Regions from separate parts of the Homo sapiens genome. Here region 2 is linked to region 1. A link is a loop called in an ENCODE intact Hi-C map of the cell type or tissue named here. Cell type or tissue: Calu3. All regions are shown on one strand. Each heading gives the region's core, and the rest is flanking DNA. Links, peaks and the distances in the headings are about the cores only.

Region 1 (11,902 bases), core at 2,604-10,603:
AGTCCCCGGAGTGTGATGTTCCCCTTCCTGTGTCCATGTGTTCTCACTGTTCAATTCCCACCTATGAGTGAGAACATGCGGTATTTGGTTTTTTGTCCTTGCAATGGTTTGCTGAGAATGATGGTTTCCAATTTCATCCATGTCCCTACAAAGGACATGAACTCTTCATTTTTTATGGCCGCATAGTATTCCATGGTGTATATGTGCCAAATTTTCTTAATCAGTCTATCGTTGTTGGACATTTGGGTTGGTTCCAAGTCTTTGGTATTGTGAATAGTGCTGCAATAAACATACGTGTGCATGTGTCTTTATAGCAGCATGATTTATAATCCTTTGGGTATATACCCAGTAATGGGATGGCTGGGTCAAATGGTATTTCTGGTTCTAGATCCCTGAGGAATCGCCACACTGACTTCCACAATGGTTGAACTAGTTTACAGTCCCACCAACAGTGTAAAAGTGTTGCTATTTCTCCACATCCTCTCCAGCACCTGTTGTTTCCTGACTTTTTAATGATTGCCATTCTAACTGGTGTGAGATGGTATCTCATTATGGTTTTGATTTGCATTTCTCTGATGGCCAGTGATGATGAGCATGTTTTCATGTGTTTTTTGGCTGCATAAATGTCTTCTTTTGAGAAGTGTCTGTTCATATCCTTTGCCCACTTTTTGATGGGGTTGTTTTTTCTTGTAAATTTGTTTGAGTTCATTGTAGATTCTGGATATTAGCCCTTTGTCAGATGAGTAGGTTGCGAAAATTTTCTCCCATTTTGTAGGTTGCCTGTTCACTCTGATGGTAGTTTCTTTTTCTGTGCAGAAGCTCTTTAGTTTAATTAGATCCCATTTGTCAATTTTGGCTTTTGTTGCCATTGCTTTTGGTGTTTTAGACATGAAGTCCTTGCCCATGCCTATGTACTGAATGGTAATGCCTAGGTTTTCTTCTAGGGTTTTTATGGTTTTAGGTCTAACATTTAAGTCTTTAATCCATCTTGAATTAATTTTTGTATAAGGTGTAAGGAAGGGATCCAGTTTCAGCTTTCAGCTTTCTACATATGGCTAGCCAGGTTTCCCAGCACCATTTATTAAATAGGGAATCCTTTCCCCAGTTCTTGTTTTTGTCAGGTTTGTCAAAGATCAGATGGCTGTAGATATGCGGCATTATTTCTGAGGGCTCTGTTCTGTTCCATTGATCTATATCTCTGTTTTGGTACCAGTACCATGCTGTTTTGGTTACTGTAGCCGTGTAGTATAGTTTGAAGTTAGGTAGCGTGATGCCTCTGGCTTTGTTCTTTTGGCTTAGGATTGACTTGGCAATGCGGGCTCTTTTTTGGTTCCATATGAACTTTAAAGTAGTTTTTTCCAATTCTGTGAAGAAAGTCATTGGTAGCTTGATGGGGATGGCATTGAATCTATAAATTACCTTGGGCAGTATGGCCATTTTCACGATATTGATTCTTCCTACCCATGAGCATGGAATGTTCTTCCATTTGTTTGTATCCTCTTTTATTACATTGAGCAGTGGTTTGTAGTTCTCCTTGAAGAGGTCCTTCACATCCCTTGTAAGTTGGATTCCTAGGTATTCTATTCTCTTTGAAGCAAAAGTGAATGGGAGTTCACTCATGATTTGGCTCTCTGTTTGTCTGTTATTGGTGTATAAGAAAGCTTGTGATTTTTGTACATTGATTTTGTATCCTGAGACTTTGCTGAAGCTGCTTATCAGCTTAAGGAGATTTTGGGCTGAGACAATGGGGTTTTCTAGATATACAATCATGTCATCTGCAAACAGGGACAATTTGACTTCCTCTTTTCCTAATTGAATACCCTTTATTTCCTTCTCCTGCCTAATTGCCCTGGCCAGAACTTCCAACACTATGTTGAATAGGAGTAGTGAGAGAGGGCATCCCTGTCTTGTGCCAGTTTTCAAAGGGAATGCTTCCAGTTTTTGCCCATTCAGTATGATATTGGGTGTGGGTTTGTCATAGATAGCTCTTATTATTTTGAGATATGTCCCATCAATACCTAATTTATTGAGAGTTTTTAGCATGAAGGGCTGTTGAATTTTGTCAAAGGCCTTTTCTGCATGTATTGAGATAATCATGTGGTTTTTGTCTTTGGTTCTGTTTATATGCTGGATTACATTTATTGATTTGCGTATGTTGAACCAGCCTTGCATCCCAGGGATGAAGCCCACTTGATCATGGTGCATAAGCTTTTTGATGTGCTGCTGGATTCGGTTTGCCAGTATTTTATTGAGGATTTTTGCATCAATGTTCATCAAGGATATTGGTCTAAAATTCTATTTTTTGGTTGTGTCTCTGCCAGGCTTTGGTATCAGGATGATGCTGGCCTCATAAAATGAGTTAGGGAGGATTCCCTCTTTTTCTATTGATTGGAATAGTTTCAGAAGGAATGGTACCACCTCCTCCTTGTACCTCTGGTAGAGTTCGGCTGTGAATCCATCTGGTCCTGGACTTTTTTTGGTTGGTAAGCTATTGATTATTGCCACAATTTCAGAGCTTGTCATTGGTCTATTCAGAGATTCAACTTCTTCCTGGTTTAGTCTTGGGAGGGTGTATGTGTCGAGGAATTTATCCATTTCTTCTAGATTTTCTAGTTTATTTGTGTAGAGGTGTTTGTAGTATTCTCTGATGGTAGTTTGTATTTCTGTGGGATCGGTGGTGATATCCCCTTTATCATTTTTTATTGCGTCTATTTGATTCTTCTCTCTTTTCTTCTTTATTAGTCTTGGTAGTGGTCTATCGATTTTGTTGATCTTTTCAAAAAACCAGCTCCTGGACTCATTAATTTTTTGAAGGGCTTTTTGTGTCTCTATTTCCTTCAGTTCTGCTCTGATTTTAGTTATTTCTTGTCTTCTGCTAGCTTTTGAATGTGTTTGCTCTTGCTTTTCTAGTTCTTTTAATTGTGATGTTAGGGTGTCAATTTTGGATCTTTCCTGCTTTCTCTTGTGGGCATTTAGTGCTATAAATTTCCCTCTACACACTGCTTTGAATGTGTCCCAGAGATTCTGGTATGTTTTGTCTTTGTTCTCATTGGTTTCAAAGAACATCTTTATTTCTGCCTTCATTTCGTTATGTACCCAGTAGTCATTCAGGAGCAGATTTTTCAGTTTCCATGTAGTTGAGCGGTTTTGAGTGAGTTTCTTAATCCTGAGTTCTAGTTTGATTGCACTGTGGTCTGAGAGACAGTTTGTTATAATTTCTTTTGTTTTACATTTGCTGAGGAGAGCTTTACTTCCAAGTATGTGGTCAATTTTGGAATAGGTGTGGTGTGGTGCTGAAAAAAATGTATATTCTGTTGATTTGGGGTGGAGAGTTCTGTAGATGTCTATTAGGTCTGCTTGGTGCAGAGCTGAGTTCAATTCCTGGGTATCCTTGTTAACTTTCTGTCTTGTTGATCTGTGTAATGTTGACAGTGGGGTGTTAAAGTCTCCCATTATTATTGTGTGGGAGTCTAAGTCTTTCTGTAGGTCACTAAGGACTTGCTTTATGAATTTGGGTGCTCCTGTATTGGGTGCATATATATTTAGGATAGTTAGCTCTTGTTGAATTGATCCCTTTACCATTATGTAATGGCCGTCTTTGTCTCTTTTGATCTTTGTTGGTTTGAAGTCTGTTTTATCAGAGACTAGGATTGCAACCCCTGCCTTTTTTTGTTTTCCATTTGCTTGGTAGATCTTCCTCCATCCCTTTATTTTGAGCCTATGTATGTCTCTGCACGTGAGATGGGTTCCCTGAATACAGCACACTGATGGGTCTTGACTCTTTATCCAATTTGCCAGTCTGTGTCTTTTAATTGGAGCATTTAGCCCATTTACATTTAAAGTTAATATTTTTATGTGTATTTGTTCCTGTCATTATGATATTAGCTGGTTATTTTGCTTGTCAGTTGATGCAGTTTCTTCCTAGCCTTGACGGTCTTTACATTTTGGCATGTTTTTGCAGCGGCTGGTACCGGTTGTTCCTTTCCATGTTTACTGCTTCCTTCAGGAGCTCTTTTAGGGCAGGCCTGGTGGTGACAAAATCTCTCAGCATTTGCTTGTCTTTAAAATATTTTATTTCTCTTTCACTTATGAAGCTTAGTTTGGCTGGATACGAAATTCTGGGTAGAAAATTCTTTTCTTTAAGAATGTTGAATATTGGCCCCCACTCTCTTCTGGCTTGTAGAGTTTCTGCCGAAAGATCCGCTGTTAGTCTGATGGGCTTCCCTTTGTGGGTAACCCGACCTTTCTCTCTGGCTGCCCTTAACATTTTTTCCTTCATTTCAACTTTGGTGAATCTGACAATTATGTGTCTTGGAGTTGCTCTTCTCAAGGAGTATCTTTGTGGCGTTCTCTGTGTTTCCTGAATCTGAATGTTGGCCTGCCTTTCTAGATTGGGGAAGTTCTCCTGGATAATATCCTGTAGAGTGTTTTCCAACTTGGTTCCATTCTCCCCGTCACTTTCAGGTACACCAATGAGACGTAGATTTGGTCTTTTCACATAGTCCCATATTTCTTGGAGGCTTTGTTCGTTTCTTTTTATTCTTTTTTCTCTAAACTTCTCTTCTCGCTTCTTTTCATTCATTTCATCTTCCGTCACTGATACCCTTTCTTCCAGTTGATCGCATCGGCTCCTGAGGCTTCGGCATTCTTCATGTAGTTCTCGACCCTTGGCTTTCAGCTCCATCAGCTCCTTTATGGACTTCTCTGCATTGGTTATTCTAGTTATCCATTAGTCTAATTTTTTTTCACAGTTTTTAACTTCTTTGCCATTGGTTTGAATTTCCTCCTGTAGCTTGGAGTAGGTTGATCATCTGAAGCCTTCTTCTCTCAGCTCGTCAAAGTCATTCTCCATCCAGCTTTGTTCCGTTGCTGGTGAGGAGCTGCGTTCCTTTGGAGGAGGAGAGGCATTCTGCTTTTTAGAGTTTCCAGTTTTTCTGCTCTGTTTTTTCCCCATCTTTGTGGTTTTATCTACTTTTGGTCTTTGATGATGGTGACGTACAGAAGGGTTTTTGGTATGGATGTCCCTTCTGTTTGTTAGTTTTCCTTCTAACAGACAGGACCCTCAGCTGCAGGTCTGTTGGAGTTTGCTAGAGGTCCACTCCAGACCCTGTTTGCCTGCGTATCAGCAGTGATGGCTGTAGAACAGTGGATCTTGGTGAACCGCAAATGCTGCTGCCTGATCGTTCCTCTGGAAGTTTTGTCTCAGAGGAGTACCGGGCCGTGTGAGGTGTCAGTCTGCCCCTACCGGGGGGTGCCTCCCAGTTAGGCTGCTTGGGGGTCAAGGACCCACTTGAGGAGGCAGTCTGCCCGTTCTCAGATCTCCAGCCACGTGCTGGGAGAAAACCACTACTCTCTTCAAAGCTGTCAGACAGGGACATTTAAGTCTGCAGAGGTTACTGCTGTCTTTTTGTTTGTCTGTGCCCTGCCCCCAGAGGTGGAGCCTACAGAGGCAGGCAGGCCTCCTTGAGCTGTGGTGGGCTCCACCCAGTTGGAGCTTCCCGGCTGCTTTGTTTACCTAATCAAGCCTGGGCAATGGCAGGTGCCCCTCCCCCAGCCTCACTGCCGCCTTGCAGTTTGATCTCAGACTGCTGTACTAGCAATCAGCGCGACTCCGTGGGCCTAGGATCCTCCGAGCCAGGTGCGGGGTATAATCTCCTTGTGTGTCGTTTTTTAAGCCCGTTGGAAAAGCGCAGTATTAGCGTGGGAGTGACCCGATTTTCCAGGTGCGGTCTGTCACCCCTTTCTTTGACTAGGAAAGGGAACTCCCTGACCCCTTGCACTTCCCGAGCGAGGCGATGCCTCGCCTTGCTTCGGCTCGCGCAAGGTGCGCTGCACCCACTGTCCTGCGCCCACTGTCTGGCACCCCCTAGTGAGATGAACCTGGTACCTCAGATGGAAATGCAGAAATCACCCATCTTCTGTCTTCTGCGTCGCTCACGCTGGGAGCTGTAGACCAGAGCTGTTCCTATTCAGCCATCTTGGCTCTACCCCTGTATAACCGGTAATCCATCTTATAGCTCACTTGGAATTTGCTATCTGTTATCTTGGCATCTTAGTCCAAGCCACTTGTTATACATTTATCCACAAGAAAAGTATAAATGATACACACATGGAGAATTCCATTGTCATTCTCTGGTTCTTCTCTCAGGGATACTTGCTCATCAGTATGTCTTGGGAATGGTTCTGTTCTCTGATGTGTTCTTCTCCCAGCACATGAAGAGTTTCTCCTAGGCCCCACCCACTCAATGCTTGCCCCACTGTGTTGGCTCTGGGATATACACTTCTTACCTAGACGTTTATTTTTACTCACAGGATTTACTAAACCTTAGGAGCTGAGCCAGGAATGGTGGTGCATGCCTGTTGTCTCAGCTACTTGGGAGGCTGAGGTGGGAGATCGATTTAACCCATGTGTTTAAAACCGAACGGAGCTATGATCATGCCACTGCACTCCAGCCTAGGCAGCAGAGTGACAGCCCGTGAAGAAAGAGAGAGAGAGAGAGAGAGTGAGAGACAGAGAGAGACAGAGAGAGAGAGACCTTAAGAGCTGAATCCTTATCAACGGATTCTAATGAAAGGCCATGCTTTTCTCCAAAATGCTGGATGAGGCCATCTGTCTACTATTCTTGTTAATAAAAATAATGAGATGCTGCTACAGCTTTCTGCAGTGTTGTGTGTTCGTGTTCTTTCTGCCTGCTGTGTCCACTCTGCAGTGTGGGGATTTTTTTGTGGGCTGTAGCCACAGGAAGGGTGTTCTAGTGAAGAAATGCCCTACTTGCCTGGAGTCTGAGCCAAACATGGACACTCCTTTGCACAACTTTATAACATCTTGCATAACATCAGTAGGTATTTTTTGGCAGTTGTGGCTAAAAAAATAGCTCAGGGATATTATCATTCAATAATGTTATATGCAGTAGTATGTAGGTTACATACCTGCTGATAGACTAGGGATAAATATGACTTATGGAGCAGTACCTTGTACTAAAAATAGCACTTGCTCATGATTGTAGAAAGTTAGAACTAACCTACCACTCAGATATCTGCGGGGAGAGAAGCATACAGGATTTAATCAATTATCTTCCCAAAACACTCCCTGGAAAGAAAATTGTAATTTCATTTAAAATAATCAATGAAATATTTTTCCATGTGTTAGATGACTTATATACATTAGCGTGTATTCTCCCTTATTTCTGAATCTTGTGATTTAAAAAAATTAATATTACAATTTTATTTCTAGCCAAGTGTTCTTTACTATTAAATTTTAGAAGGGTTGTGAAAATTTGTGTTGGGAGTCACAAATTATTCTGCGCTTTTTTGTTCTATTGGGAGATATTACATTTCTCTCTATTATTTTCACTTTGTACTTATTTGTAGGGTTGCTGAAATAGCTTTTGAACTGAGTGAACATTTTAAATTCACTCTGTTTTTTAATATTATTAAAGCTTCTTTGAGCAAATAAGAGAATGACGAAAGAAAGAAATTCGAGAGGGATAAACTAAAAAGAAAGAGGAAAGCTTTTCATATCTGAAAGTGCTAAGGATAACTAAACTTCAATCAAGAGACAAATGTAGTTTGAAGGCACTGACACTTCATCACCGCAGGGAGGCAGTAGCTCCTTCTGTAATAGGAAACTCAAGGCTTTTAGTATCTTTCTCCACTTTAAATTCTGAACTTTTCTATTAATAATTCTTTATGTGATTTTTTTCTATCAACACCCAAGCTTTAGTCCTTGATTTTAAAAGGTAATCCTTGCTCATGTCTGAAATAATTGGACCCCAAAAGTAAAACATAGTTTGCCGAAAGGGTACAAAATTGAAAAATGACTTCAGCTGCACACCATGCATGAAAGACTTTCAAAGTCTGAGTTCCCATAAAAAATTATAAATAAATGAAATTCTTTATATGCTCTGTAAGTCAACTGTTTTAAAAGCAGCAATTATGGATTCTATAGCACAACAAGAAAGGTTGGGTGGGATTTTGAGGTCACCTCATCCTAGCATCTTCACATGTGACCACATTTTTAACCTATTTCTTGCAGAATATTTAATATTTTGGCCACATTTTCATTTTGGTCACAACCTAAGTATAGATTTAAAAGTGCAGTAATACTTTTGATCCAGCAAAAGCACTAGACCCATAGTCAGGGGAATTTATGTCAGAAAGTGATATCTAGTGGAAGATTCTAAAATGTTAAAAATTCTCTCCTACTCAGTTTCCATGCTTGAGTGAATTACTTATCTGAGTGGGGGGCTTCTTCTGTGGGGATAAACAGCTTGGTAAACGTTAGAAATAGTGGTGTCTCAGATATTTCTAAGTATCTATGTCTGAGTATTTGCTATTTCCAGTAGAGGTAATGCAGCAGAGTTTAGATTCAGACATTTTCTTTTTAAAATATAATCAAATATATTTTCATCTAGTGAAGAAGGAAAAACAGATATGTTCCATATCTTTTAGGGGACAAGACTCCACTGATGTTGACTTTAAGCACAAATGCAAACAGCAGAGGAATGGCAGGGTGAAATGTATAGGAGCACAGACTCTGGAACACTGTACAGATTCAAAGCCCAGCTTTGCCATTTCCCAGTCGAATTACACTGGACACATTTCTTAACTTCTCTGGGCCTCTTTCTTCAGCTGCAAGATGGGGAAAATCATAGGCACCTACTTCATAGAGTTGTATGAAGATTAAACAATTGAGTACCTATAATATATTTAGAACACTGCTTGGCGCTTAATATATGCCCTGTAAGTGCTGGCTGTCATTCAAATGAGAGGCATTACTCTCCAACTCTTCATTGTCTATCAGGTACTCCACATTATTATTATTATTTTTGCAGAGACAAGGTCTCACTTTGTTGCCCAGGCTGGTCTTGACTCCTGGGCTCAAGTGATCCTCCTGCTTTGGCCTCCTAAAGCACTGGGATTACAGGTGTGAGCCACCATGCCTGACCCTGGTACCCTACATCCACATTATTATCTACATTTTACATACCAGGAAACTAAGGCTCAAAGACCTGTGACAGGTTGCACAACTGGTAAGTAGTGATACCCACAGATTGCACTGTACAGATTGTATACAAATATATCATCACGTGCATTAATAACATCTTTATTACTAATATGTCTTTACTGATAATGTCTAATAATGTTTTTATTACTACCTGGCAACATGAATTGAGTGCTCATCCTGCACCAAGCATGGTTCTATGTGCGAAGGATAACCCATAAGATAGGTGCCGTTATTATTGCCATTTTGTCAATGAGGAAACTAAGGCACAGATTGTTTAAAAAACTTGCTCAAGGTCACACAGCGCTTACTGGCAGACTTGAGATGTAAACCCAAGTGGTTTTCTCTAGAATCTGTGCCCCTCTTCTGCCCCTTTCCTGAGAGTGATCAAACCCTTGTGGAGCTTTCATGTGGTCCTAAGATCAAGGAAGAGGCGTTTGGTCATCACTGGCTTTTGGCTGGAAGGCAATTCCATTTGGCTTTTGGCCATCAGCCTTTTCCTCACTATCTGTTACTTCTGTATCTTGTGGGCTGTTTCTCTTGGGGGTGCTCCAGGAGAGGCCAGCCATGACCCCCTGCTGGCTAGGTTCCACATCTGCTCACAGTGGCCCGGTGGTCTTCCAAAACTCATCTGGTCTACCCTCTGGCCGCTGGCTGTGTGCTGTACACAGCCACTCAATTGGGTTAAGCTCAGTGTTTTGTCTTGTAATTTTCAGACACCTTCTGGACCCTTCACTAAGGGTTTTGAAACCTCTTGAAGCTCTTCCCAGCTCCCCAGCCATACTCTGGTACATGTGAGTGAGGGTGAGCAGGTGTTCTCTTGGGCCATCTCCCTGCTACTATCTACTTATATAGCTGTCTGTTGGTGGAATAGAACTCCAGTCAGGAAGAAAAATACAAGCTCCTTTTCACTGGAGATTTTCACACTTACCTGGAATCTCTACTATTTATCTCCTCCACCAGGCATTTTGATATTAGGTTGAGGCACAAGGCCTCAGACATGTCCCAAATCTCCCTCTTTTACTATTAACCGTCTCCTACTTTCCTCTCTCTCTCTTCCAAAGCTCCTGATTTCTTTTTTTTTCTTTTGTCTTTTTTTTTTTTGAGACAGAGTCTTGCTCTGTCACCCAGGCTGGAGTGCAGTGGCACGATCTCAGCTCACTGCAACCCCTGCCTCCCGGGTTCAAGTGATTCTCATACCTCAGCCTCTCGGGTAGCTGGGATTACAGGCATGCACCGCCACGCCAGGCTAATATTTTTTTTTTTGTATTTTTGGTAGAGATGGGGTTTCCTCATGCTGGCCAGGCTGGTCTCAGACTCCTGGCCTCAAGTGATCCACCCGCCTCGGCCTCCCAAAGTGCTGGGATTACAGGCGTGAGCCACCGCGCTTGGCCCTGATTCACTTATTTTTAATGGACCTATAGTCTACTTCCAGCACCTCATTCCCAACTGCATCATCACCATCACTGAACGTGTATAGCACTTTCCCAGGCTCTGGTCCTATATCAGGCACGTGTTGCAAAGAGAATGTTGGTAGCTGCAAGAAAATCTAGCAAGCAATTCACTTGCAAGAGTCTAGAAAGTGATCTTAGTTGAGTAATTTCTGTCTCTCCCAATTAAATACACTGGGAAAATTCAGTAAATGATACTGGTGAGATAAACATAGGCCAGATCTTGAAGATCCATGTAAGTCAGATGTGTTAGGCTGTTCCTGTGTTGCTATAAATAAATACCTGGGGCTGGGTAATTTATAAAGAAAAGAGGTTTGATTGGCTTACAGTTCTTCAGGCTGTGCAGGAAATATGGCACTGACATCTGCTTGGCTTCTGCTCAGGGCCTCAGAGAGCTTGTACTCACGGTGGAAGGCAAAGAGGGAGCAAGTGCCTCACATGGTGAAAACCCGAGCAAGAGAGGAGGAGGAAGTGCCACACACTTTTAAATAACCAGATCTCATGAGAACTCACGACTGTCACAAAGATAGCACCAAGCCATGAGGGATCCCCTCTTGTGACCGAATCACCTCCCTTTAGGCCCCACCTCCAACATTGGGGATTACAATTCAACATGAGATTTAGACGGGACAACATCCAAACCATATCAATAAGGTTAAGAAGTTTAGATTTTCTCTTGAAGGCAATGAGGATCACATGGCAGAATAAAGCAGGGAAATGTACAGAATGGAGAAGCCTGAAGAGTGTCAGGCTGAATGCAATCAACAAGGAGGTGTCTGGGAAATACCTGTCATTTAGACACGAGAGATGATGTTCTGAGGAGGCCTGTGGAAGTGATAGGATTTAGACAAGAGGGATGATGTTCCGAGGAGGCCAGTGGAAGTGATAGGATCTGGAGGAGAAGGCTGCTCTGCTTGGAGTCACCTCTCTTTGGCTAGAAAGCTCATTCTTAAAGGTACCTTCCCAGTGAAAGCTTCTCTGAATTCCCATGACTTGCTCTTATGGCTATCTGTACACAGTCAATATTACACGGTTTCTTTGTTTGTTTTGTTTGTTTGTTTGTTTGTTTTTTTTACAGTATTGGTCTTTCCTGTTAGAATGTGCTGCCCATACTGAGGGCAGTTATTTTTGTCCAAAGTTTTTGCATTCCCAGAACTTATTACGTGGCTTGGCACATAAAAGGCTGCCAAATATTCGTTGAATAAATGAATTAAAAAATGGATGGGTAGTGGGTTATCTTGTGAAATATTATGGCCAAGCCATTGCATTAAAAATCTCAAGTGGACACAAATGGAAGACTCCAGGATCCTGCAGTGCAGACAACGGGCATTGCCCCAGAGCTGCCATGTCAAGGATGTCAAGTCATGGAGTTTGAACACTAGGCATGGGCACTTTGGCTTTTTGAGTGAAAAAAGTTGTTTCTGGGTTTTAATGTGTTTAGGGATAT
Region 2 (11,902 bases), core at 1,605-9,604, 74 kb after region 1:
AAGTATATTTTTTACTTATAATTTTCTTAACATTTTCTTTTCTCTAGATTATCTTATTGTAAGAATACAGTATATAAATATATGCAGCATACAAAATATGTGTTAGTTGACTGTTTATGTTATAGGTAAGGCTTCCAGTCAACAGTAGCTATTAGTAGTTAAGTGGACTTTTGACTACATTCATGGCCAGCACCCCTCACCTCCACATTGTTCAAGTCAACTATATTTTTATTTTATGGATACTCTTAAATTATATATATAATTAGGTTTACTTTTTTGAGTTGGTTGCTAGGAAACTCAGAGTCAAAATTGTGGCCCATATCTAAAAAGGGTGCAAGATCTATGGCATGCATCTTGGATGAAAACTTTATCCCTGCATTATCTTTTCCCCATCCTCATTTTATGATTTTATCATAAATTCTTTGATACTTTTATTAGAGTTTTCCAGAGAACTCTAATAGATGTTTGTATCTATCTATCTGTCTATCTATCTATCTATCTATCTATCTATCTATATCTGTCATCTATTTATTTTAAAGAATTGGCTCATACAATTGTGGAGCCTTACAAGTCCAAAATCTGCAGGGTAGGCCAGCAGGCTGGAGAGCCAGGAAAGTGTTGGTGTTGCAGTTTGAGTGAGAAGACACTCTGCTGGCAGAATTCCCTCCTTTTTGGGGAAGTCAGTCTTTTCTATTAAAAATTCTAACTGGATGAGGCCCCTCGATAATATGGAGAATAATCTGCTTTACTCAAAGTCTCCTGATTAAAATATTAATCTCACATGAAAAACACCTTCACAGAAACATTTAAAATAAGTTTGATCAAATAACTGGATACTGTGGTCCAGTCCAGTTGATACGTAAAATTAATCATCATAGTATGTTATGCATTTTTTTTGAAACATGGTCTCACTCTGTCACCCAGTGCAGTGGCATGATCTCAGCTAACTGCAGCCTCCGCCTCCTGGGTTCAAGCAATTCTCCTGTCTCAGTCTCCCAAGTAGCTGGGATTACAGGTGTGCACCACCACGCCCAGCTAACTTTTGTATTGTTGTAGAGATAGGGTTTCGCCATGTTGGCCAGGCTGGTCTCGAACTCCTGACCTCAAGTGATCTACCTGCTTGGCCTCCCAAAGTGCTGGGATTACAGGCATGAATCACTGCACCCAGCTGTTATGCATTTTTATAACCCTCCTTGAAGTCTTTCTTGAAATAAAGCAGGGTATAGAACATACCTAAGGTAAAATGTGGTTTTCCTTTTTAGTAATTTATGAAATATGTGCTGTTATCTTTAGTTTATTTTAGCCCCAATATTGTATCATTTGAGATGGCCATTTCTTCATCACTCTGGCATTGAGGAGCTATATGTAGCTACGGTCTGCAAGCCAACCATCCTGGGCAAGTCAAACAGACACTTCTACTTAGGTCTTCCAGTGGATGTGCCTCTCTCTGGACATTTAAAAAAATCTGAATATTGCCTATGGAAGTAAGTAATAACTGAACACTTAAACTTCAATTCCGTACTTGTCGCAGTTTAAGACTCTTGATTGAAATTATTGGAAATACATCTCTAGTTCCTTAAGCAAGAAGGGAGTTTATTGGAAGCATTCAAAGTTAGGGTGGCATGTGCTTTTAGAAACTAAAGAGGCTGAAGATGGTGGCTCACACCTGTTATTCTAGCACTTTGGGAAGCCTAGGAGTTTGAGACCAGCCTAGGCAATATAGTGAGACCCTGTCTTTACAAAACCAGAAAAATTAGCTGGGTGTGGTGGCACGTGCCTGTAGTCCTAGCTACTTGGGAGGCTGGTGTGGGAGGATTGCTTGAGCCTGGGAGGTAGAGGCTGCAGTGAGCTGTGATCGTGCCACCACACTCCAGCCTGGTTGACAGAGCGAGCCCTGTCTCAAACAAACAAACAACAAACAAACAAACAAAAAGCCCAAATAACTAAAGAGAAACACATAATACACAAAAAGCTTAGAAGTGAATTACATACTGTGATTATAAAATTATTATTATCTCATAACAGATTATTAAGTATCTCATAGCCATCATTTTTCTTTATGTCTAACCTAATCCCTGCTGCTGAGATCCAAACAATTCTCTTTCTGCCTGATTATTAGCAGAAAGACAAACTTTTCAGTCAAGGGCAGAAAGCATATTTTGGTCAGGTGTCTACTACCAGGCTAAGAGGCTGTGGCCAGGACAGCAGGGTCTATAGTAGAAATGTAGCTTGTGGGGCCTGTCTGTGTTTGTGTATGTGTGGTGGGGTGTGGGGAAGAGGAGAGAGAGACAGAGGTGTGGGGAGAGAAAAGTAGTAAAGTAGGCTATTTCTCAGTAAACAGATGCTTGGGCCAGGTAGACACCATAAACCTTGTCTATTATGATTTTTCTTATATAATTGGTGGTTTCAAGCCTCTTAGAATAATAATAAAGAAGAAAGTCAGAATATTGAGGTATGGAGATATTCTTGAAAGATGTACTAGTCAATCTCTTCATCCAGCTACCTTAAAACCATTATTACTAAAAAGTTGTGTATACTTATTGTGAGAATAAAAGAGTAGCGACATACAATATGAAACATAAAACTCCTCCCATGTCAATATTGGCTCCCACACCACTAATCCCAGTGCCATTCACTAGAGGTTAAATGTTCAGTTTGGTAGGTAGCCATCAGATGTTCTTCTTTTTTTTTTTTGAGATGGAGTTTCGCTCTTGTTGCCCAGGCTGGAGTGCAATGGTGCGATCTGGGCTCACCGCAACCTCCACCTCCCAGGTTCAAGCGATTCTCCTGCCTCAGCCTCCAGAGTAGCTGGGATTACAGGCATGCGTCACCACACCCAGGTAATTTTTTTGTATTTTTAGTAGAGACGGGGTTTCTCCATGTTGGTCGGGCTGGTCTCGAAGTCCCGACCTCAGGTGATCTGCCCACCTTGGCCTCCCAAAGTGCTGTGATTACAGGCATGAGCCACTGCGCCTGGCCCAGGTGTTTTCTTCAAATATATAACTATCTTTATTCAAAAATATCTGTAACATATATGTAGTGCCAATCAGGAGGCTTTTAGCTAGAAGTGAGAGAACACTTGGTTCAAACTAGCTTAATTCATGAGGACATTTACTACTCTAGGAGCAGGAAGTCTGAAGGTAGGCTGTCTCCAGGCACAGTATAATCAAGGCTCTGGCTCAGCTTCTCTGTGATCTTTTTCCCCGACTCTGCCTTCCTATATATGTTGGCTGGTCTTCAGCTGGCTTCCTGCATGGTGGCCAGATGGATCTCAACAGCATGCTGGTCACATGCTTCTTTGTTCACATCCAGTTGCAGAGGGAGAAAATGCTCAATCATGGAATAATTTGATTGTACCAACTTAAATCTTGTGTTCACCTCTGGATCGATACCAGCTGTGGAACACTGCCACGTGTTGATTTTTTAAAGCTTGGATTCCTAAACCAAGGGGATTGGATTACCATGATCAACTTAGACTGATCAGAATCCATCCCTGGAGCTGGAATGGAGTCAATTTCCACTGAGCCACATGACTCGTGTGGGAAGATATTAATATATAACGGATTGTGAGGAAAGCAGAAATGTCGGCGTGTGAATAGATAACACGAATGTTAGTCTCCAGCCCCACTATAAGACCATAGTATACATGAGATTTGAATTTTTTTCAAGAAGGGAGTTATTTTTAAATTTTCGTGCTAAGAACTGAAGATTATAAATTGCAGATTTATAAGGAGTATGGTCACTAGGATGTTTACGAAAAGCAGATATAGACATTTTCGTAGAACCTAACTATAAACATTGGCCAGGGAAGGATAATATTTTAGGTTATCAGCAGTCAATTATATCACAGGGGCAGAGTCCCGAATAGAGACTATTTGGAGGTGTGGGGAGGTGATGCTGCCATTGAAGGGCAGCCTTTGAAGTCTCCCCACTGTCTCTTGCTGCTGCCTAGCTACTTTCAGCTGATCATTATTTATAATCCCTGCTCAATCACCTCCCTGGGTCTTGAAATGGTAGCATTTCAGGCAGTGGGTCATGGTCTGAATCTAGTCATCTTTTTATTATTTTAAGGTTACTGGTAATGTTGAAAAAATACTTCTAGCCTTTCCAAATATTGCTGGATACTAGAAATTTGAATTTCTGTAATTTCTATTAATGATATATAATTAAATCCAGATACTTCAGTATTGCACAGCTCAGTCATTAGCAAATGGATACAGTGCCAAAGCTGGTAGCTCTCCAAGTTGCAGGTGGTTCTCAATGGTATCCAGGGTGATATTTGGGCTATAGCCACAGGCAAAATGGCAAAGTAGAAGCGAAGCGAACTTGGGTCACATCCACTGTCTTTTTTGCATCATTCTTCCAGCAGTTGAAAGGAATAATAGAGTGATCCTCATATCAAAGACTTCTTTGATGGGTCTGACATGGAGGTGGGTAGATGATGGCATTATGGAAAGCAAGGGGTGGTGTACAAAGTGACATGTCCTCTAGAGGAGTGACTTTTATGTAAAGGAGAAGAAGCATTATAGAGTAAGAACTCTCCTGCACCATTCTTGACTCAGGGATATGGAGTGATGAGCAGTGCTTATCCAAGGGTTGCTAGAGAAGTGAAATCCTCAGTGCAGAGCCAGGAGAAGGAGGCAGAGCTCCGAGAAGCTGTTCCTGCTTGACTGCTCAAAGGGAAGGATGTCTCAATGAGGCCACGGCACACCCACTGCCGGGATGGAGGAAGAAGGTGTTAAGGATGGTCGCTGGTGGTCTGTCCACCACCAGAGACATACTCTCTGGATATTTGTTTTTGTCATCTCTACGGTGGAGGTGAAAATACTTACCCTGCAAGGCTGTTGTGAGGATCACGTATAATCATCCTCCTTGAACGCACCCTTTGTTTCAGAATTGCTGTTTTCCAACCTTGCATCATAATGTAAAAGTTTATTCTCTAAGTGAAGCTGATCTCATCTATCAAAAAAAAAAAATGATTCTTGCTTCTGCCTTTTCCCCTTATTGCCATTCTCCTTCTTCTGTACCTGTTTGCTTAAAGAAAAGGTCAGCGACTTGGCCACCCCATTCCTGAACTGTTGCCAACTGTTGGTATGTGCACAGCCTTGCTGAAAACTCCCAAGGCACCAATTGCTTTTTAAAACCTCAAAATCACTTAGTGACACTTATCAACAGCTAATATTAACGGATAGTGACGAATACCACAGATGTCTTCCCAGAACTGACAGCATAAAATCAGTGTAGCCTGGGCTAGGGAATGTTAAAAAATTATAGAAGTAAAGTGCATATTTTCCAACTTTTATCTTGTAATAAAACTTTCTATATTTTTAAGTGCTTAATTACCATTCCTTCCTCTTTAACAAAAAATAATATCTGGCCAGGCATGGTGGCTCACATCTGTAATCCCAGCACTTGGGGAGGCCGAGGTGGGTGGTTCACTTGTGGTCAGGAGTTTGAGATCAGCCTGGCCAACATGGTGAAACCCCATCTCTACTAAAAATACAAAAATTAGCTAGGCATGGTGGTGGGCGCCTGTAATCCCAGCTACTTGGAAGGCTAAGGCAGGAGAATCACTTGAATCCAGGAGGCGGGAGTTACAGTGACCAGAGATCACACCACTGCACTCCAGCCTGGGCGACAGAGCAAGACTGTCTCAAATAAATAAATACATAAATAAATAAATAAATAAAATCTAATGCAATGAGTTTCACTCTGAGGAAAAGAAAACATATCAAAAAAATCTCAACAACTTTAAGAAGTTTTCAAACTTAAAACTTCATTTATAAGGTGATCATAATGTTACTAAATAGGCCATAGAAAATACAATGTATTTATTTAGATTGTGTGGGCACCAATCATCAAACCACCATCTTTGATTATGAAGATCAGTGCTATAATCTCATCTAAGTTTACACAGTGGGCTTCTGAACACCACACTGGAGGAAGCAGAGAGAAGAGGTTGTGTTATATATTCACCCTGAGCACAACAAATACTCTTGGCCACTTTGGTTTCGGTTTTTAGTTGGAGTTAGGAAGTTTTGGGGGAACAGTTTTTGGCTGTTAAGAATCGAACTCCATGTCTAGATGCATAGCAGTAAATATTGTATTCTTAGAAGTTTTCCAGCTGAAATTTATGTTCAATGAATATTTACTGAGCATTTATTACATGCAAAGCTCTGTCTTATGGGCTGGAAATATGACTAGGATACAAATTTAGTTTTTAAGGAGCTTAGAATTTTTTGGTATGTATTTATGTGTGGGTGTGTAAAATGGCAAAAAAATCTTTTTAAATAGTTTAAGAAGTTAGTACCACAATTATTTCTAAGAGGCTGATGACTTCCTTTGGAGAGGAATTTTCTGATCTTCTTTTTGAGGAATATAAGCCTATATTCTCAGAGCCGAATGAGAGAAAGGGGTGGGGTTCTTGTTTATTCAGTATGTAGACTTTTACTTTGTTCCTCGGTTTTAATTTTACCTCAGTGCTGCCCTCAGCTGTGCCTGGAGCACAGGGCACCTCCAGTTCGGCCTCTCCAGAAGTAAACTTGTCTTCTGCCTATCTTGTGTTTGTTGGGAGGAGGTGACCTGGGACTCTACTACTATTGATGAAGAATCCGAAAAAGTCTTCTATTAGCCCTGTGCCACACCCTACCTATGAGGTAGACTTTGTCTCTTATTCCCCCAAATTCCTTGCCCATTTATTTACCATCTTCCAAAATTAATTAACATTTAACATCATTTCCTTTACTGAGCTTCTTATGATTTTGGGTTTATTAGTGTTCATTCCTTTACTTTTGTATTTCAGGCTTTTGGGAAGAAGCAGAGGTAATTTCTTTTGCACAAAAATGTGTGCAGGCCGGGAGCGGTGGCTCACACCTGTAATCCCAGCACTTTGGGAGGCCGAGGAGGGCAGATTACCTGAGGTCGGGAGTTCAAGACCAGCCTGACCAACATGGAGAAGCCCCATCTGTACTAAAAATACAAAATTAGCTGAGCATGGTGGTGCATGCCTGTAACCCCAGCTACTTGGGAGACTGAGGCAGGAGAATTGCTTGAACCTGGGAGGTGGAGGTTGTGGTGAGCTGAGATTGCGCCATTGCCCTCCAGCCTAGGCAATAAGAGTGATACTCTGTCTCAAAAAACAAAACAAAACAAAACAAAACAAAACAAAAAACAAAACAAAATGTGTACAATTACCTATGTTTGACTCTGTGAGATCTTTGGACACAGCACCTTGCCATCTTTGCAGCACTGTTCCCAGACCACTGCTTGTGTTGGTTGGAATGGTGCTTGGCATATCTCATCCATGCTATTTATTGACACAATTAGAAGTTTACTGTTCCATAGCAGCTGCCATATGACAAGTCTGAAGCACATTACATCACTCTCTGGGGGATCTTTGTGGTATTGTATAACATAGTGGACTTGGTACATTTGCTAAATCCTCTATTACACAAAGTACTATTCTAAGTGGGATATAAGATTGGAATCAGCATGCAATTAGCCTTAAAGGAGTCTGGACTCCAGGTATTCTACTGAGGGAGCTAAGAAACACTCATAAGGCCAGGCACAGTGGCTGACGCTTATAATCCCAGCACTTCGGCAGGCTGAGGTGGGCGGATCACAAGGTCAAGAGATCGAGACCATCCTGGCCAATATGGTGAAACCTTACTAAAAATACAAAAATTAGCTGGGTGTGGTGGCACGTGCCTGTGGTCCCAGCTACTTGGGAGTCTGAGGCAGGAGAATCTCTTGAACCCGGGAGGTGGAGGTTGCAGTGAGCCGAGATTGCACCACTGCACTCCAGCCTGGTGACACAGCGAGACTCCGTCTCAAAAAAAAAAAAAACAAACCCCAAAAACAAAAAAACACTCATAAGTCACTATAATACAACAAAGGAATCTCTCTCTTTTTTTTTTTTTTGTAGCCTGTGTATACCTGTCATCAATTATGCTATGTAGTTCAGCAATGAAATAGCAGACTTCTCTAAAAGTCTCAACTTGGGCTGTGTGGCCTGGGGCTTAAGAGCATGGACTCTGGAGCTAAGTGGCCAGTGCCAAATCCTGGATTTGAATCAAAAGCCTAGAATCTAAATTCTAGGAGCTGTGTGACTTCTGACAAATTGTTTTTTTTTTTTTTACTTTTTCAACTTTTATTTTAGAGTTGGGGGTACATGTGCAGGATTGTTACAGAGACATCCTGAGGTTTGGGGTACTAATGATCCTGTCACCAGGTAGTGAGTATAGTACCCAATAGGCAGTTTTCAGCCTTTGTCCCTATCCCTCTTTCCTCCTGCTAGTAATCTTCACTGTTTATTGTTCCCATCTTTGTATCCCTGTGTACCCAGTGTTTAGCTTCCACTTACAAGTGAGAATATGAGATATTTGGTTTTCTGTTTCTGTGATAGTTCACTTAGGATAATGGCCTTCAGCTGTATACATGTTGCTGCAAAGGACATGATTTTGTTCTTTTTTATGATGTATAGTATTCCATAGTACATATGTCAAATTTTCTTTATCCAGTCCACTGTTAATGGGCACCTGGGTTGATTCCATGTCTTTGCTATTGTGAATAGCGCTGCAAATGAACATAAGAGTGTCTGTATTCTTTTGGTAGAACAATTTATTTTCCTTTGGGTGTATACCCAGTAATGGGATTGCTGGGTCGAATGATAGTTCAATTCTTAGTTCTCTGAGAAATCTCCAATCTGCTCTCCACAGTGGCTGAACTAATTTACATCCCCACCAGCAATGTATAAATGTCCCCTTTTCTCCACAGCTCACCGACGTATGTTATTTTTTGACTTTTTTTTTTCTTTTTTTTGAGACGGAGTCTCACTCTGTCGCCCAGGCTGGAGTGCAGTGGGACGGTCTCGGCTTACTGCAAGCTCTGCCTCCCAGGTTCACACCATTCTCCTTCCTTAGCCTCCTGAGTAGCTGGGACTACAGGCACCCGCCACCACGCCCGGCTAATTTTTTGTATTTTTAGTGGAGACGGGGGTTTCACTGTGTTAGCCAGGATGGTCTCGATCTCCTGACCTCATGATCCACCTGCCTTGGCCTCCCAAAGTGCTGGGATTACAGGTGTGAGCCATCGCGCCCGGCCTATTTTTTGACTTTTTAACAAAAGCCATTCTGACTGGTGTGAGATGGCATCCCATTGTGGTTTTGAGTTGCATTTCTCTGACTATTAGTAATGCTGAAAATTTTTCACGTCTGTTGGCTGCTTGTATGTCTTCTTTTGAGAAGTGTCTGTTCATGCCCTTTGCCCACTTTTTTTTATTTTTTATTTTTGCATAAGTTATTGGGGTACAGGTGGTGTTTTGTTACATAAGTAAGTTGTTTAGTGGTGATTTGTGAGATTTTGGTGTACCCACCACCCAAGCAGTACACACTGCACCCTATTTGTAGTCTTTTATCCCTCACCCCCTCCCACCCTTCCCTCCAAGTCCCCAAAGTCCATTGTATTATTCTTATGCCTTTGTTTCCTCATAGCTTAGCTCCCACATATCAGTGAGAACATACAATGTTTGGTTTTCCATTCCTGAGTTACTTGGAATAACAGTCTCCAATCTCATCCAGGTTTCTGCAAATACCATTAATTCATTCCTTTTTATGGCTGAGTAGTATTCCATCATATATATATATATTCACATATATATATATTCACATATATATGTATATTCACATATATATATATTCACATATATATACAGTTTCTTTATCCACTCATTTTTTGATGGGCATTTGGGTTGGTTCCTCGATTTTGCAATTGCAAATTGTGCTGCTATAAACATGCATGTGAAAGTATCTTTTTCTATTAGTGACTTCTTTTCCTCTGGGTAGATACCCAGTAGTGGGATTGCTGGATCAAATGGTAGTTCTACTTTTAGTTCTTTAAGGAATCTCCACACTGTTTTCCATAGTGGTTGTACTGGTTTACTTTCCCACCAGCAGTGTAGAAGTGTTCCCTAATCACTACATCCATGCCAGCAGCTAGTGTTTTTTTATTTTTTGATTATGGCCATTCTTGCAGGAGTCAGGTGGTATCACATTGTGGTTTTGATTTGCATTTCTCTGATCATGATCATTAATGATGTTGAGCATTTTTTCATATGTTTTTTGGCCATTTGTATATCTTCTTTTGAGAATTGTTTATTCATGTCCTCAGACCACTTTTTGATGTGATTTTTTTTTCTTACTGATTTGTTTGAGGTCATTGTAGATTCTGGTTATTAGTCCTTCATCAGATATACAGATTGTGAAGATTTTCCCCCACTCTGTTGGTTGTTTGTTTACTCTGCTGACTGTTCCTTTTGCCATGCAAAAGCTCTTTAATTTAATTAAGTCCCAGCTATTTATCTTTGTTTTTATTGCATTTGCTTTTGGGTTCTTGGTTATGAAATCCTTGCCTAAGCCAATGTCTAGAAGGTTTTTTCCAATGTTATCTTCTAGAATTTTTATAGTTTCAGTTCTTAGGTTTAAATCCTTAATCCATCTTGAGTTGATTTTTGCATAAGGTGAGGGATGAGGATCCAGTTTTATTCTCCTACATGTGGCTAGCCAATTATCCCAGCACAATTTGTTGAAAAGGGTGTCCTTTCCTCACTTTATGTTATTGCTTGCTTTGTTGAAGATCAGTTGGCTGTAAGTATTTGGGCTTATCTTTGAGTTCTCTAGTCTATTCCATTGGACTATGTGCATATTTTTACACCAGTACCATGCTGTTTTGGTGACTATGGCCTTATAGTATAGTTTGAAATCAGGTAATGTGATGCCTCCAGATTTGTTCTTTTGCTTAGCCTTGCTTTGGCTATGCAGGCTCTTTTTTTGATTCCATTTGAATTTTAGAATTGTTTTTTCTTATTCTGTGAAGAATGATGGTGGTTTTTTTTAGGATTGTGTTGAATTTGTAGATTGCTTTTGGCAGTATGGTCTTTTTCACAATATTGATTCTACCCATCCATGAGCATGGGATGTGTTTTCATTTGTTTGAGTTGTCTATATTTCTTTCCGCAGTGTTTTGTAGTTTTCCTTGTAGAGGTCTCTTGCTTGCTTTGTTAGGTATATTCCTAAGTATTTTATTTTTTTTTGCAGCTATTGTAAAAGGGGTTGAGTTCTTGATTTGATTCTCAGCTTGGTCGCTGTTGGTGAAGAGCTACCAATTTCTGTATATTAATCTTGTATCCAGAAACTGTGCTGAATTCTTCTATCAGTTCTAGGAGCTTTCTGGAGGAGTCTTTAGAGTTTTTGAGATTTTGCAATTGCAAATTGTGCTGCTATAAACATGCATGTGCAAGTATCTTTTTCTATTAGTGACTTCTTTTCCTCTGGGTAGATACCCAGTAGTGGGATTGCTGGATCAAATGGTAGTTCTACTTTTAGTTCTTTAAGGAATCTCCACACTGTTTTCCATAGTGGTTGTACTAGTTTTCTTTCCCACCAGCAGTGTAGAAGTGTTCCCTGATCACCACATCCATACCACCATCATATTGTCATCAAACAGCAACAGTTTGGCTTCCTCTTTACTACTTTGGATGTCCTTAATTTCTTTCTCTCGTCTGATTGCTCTGGCTAGAACTTCCAGTGCTATGTTGACTGGTGAGAATGGGCATCTTTGTTTTGTTCCAGTTCTCAGAGGGAATGCTTTCAACTTTTCCTCATTCAGTATTATGTTGGCTGTGGGTTTGTCATAGATGGCTTTTATTATTTTGAGTTATGTTCCTTGTATGCCGATTTTGCTGAGAGTTTTAATCATAAAGAGATGCTGGATTTCACTGAATGCTTTTTTTGCATGTATTGAGATGATCATGTGATTTTTGTTTTTAATTCTGTTTATGTGGTGTATCACATTTACTGGCTTGCATATGTTAAACCATCCTTACATCCCTGGTATGAAACCCACT

Evidence for each region. Hi-C counts contacts between places; a loop is a spot of excess contacts. Peaks named below come from ENCODE experiments on the same cell type or tissue, not always from the same donor. Only the 100,000 strongest peaks of a DNase experiment are listed, where the experiment ranks them.
Region 2: it touches region 1 in a loop (2.2-fold over the local background); 10 of 110 quality-filtered maps call a loop at or near these places.

Annotation. Positions count from the first base shown.
Region 1 is chr14:39,011,261-39,023,162 of GRCh38, reverse strand. No RefSeq gene overlaps it. Among named protein-coding and RNA genes, the nearest start is that of SEC23A-AS1, 86 kb to the left of the region's middle. RefSeq lists enhancers at 5,240-5,750, 5,751-6,261. In Calu3, for the core only: a CTCF peak has its summit at 7,588; a DNase peak (open chromatin) is centred at 7,592.
Region 2 is chr14:38,936,274-38,948,175 of GRCh38, reverse strand. No RefSeq gene overlaps it. Among named protein-coding and RNA genes, the nearest start is that of LINC00639, 25 kb to the right of the region's middle. In Calu3, for the core only: no CTCF peak of the experiment used is centred there; a DNase peak (open chromatin) is centred at 5,085.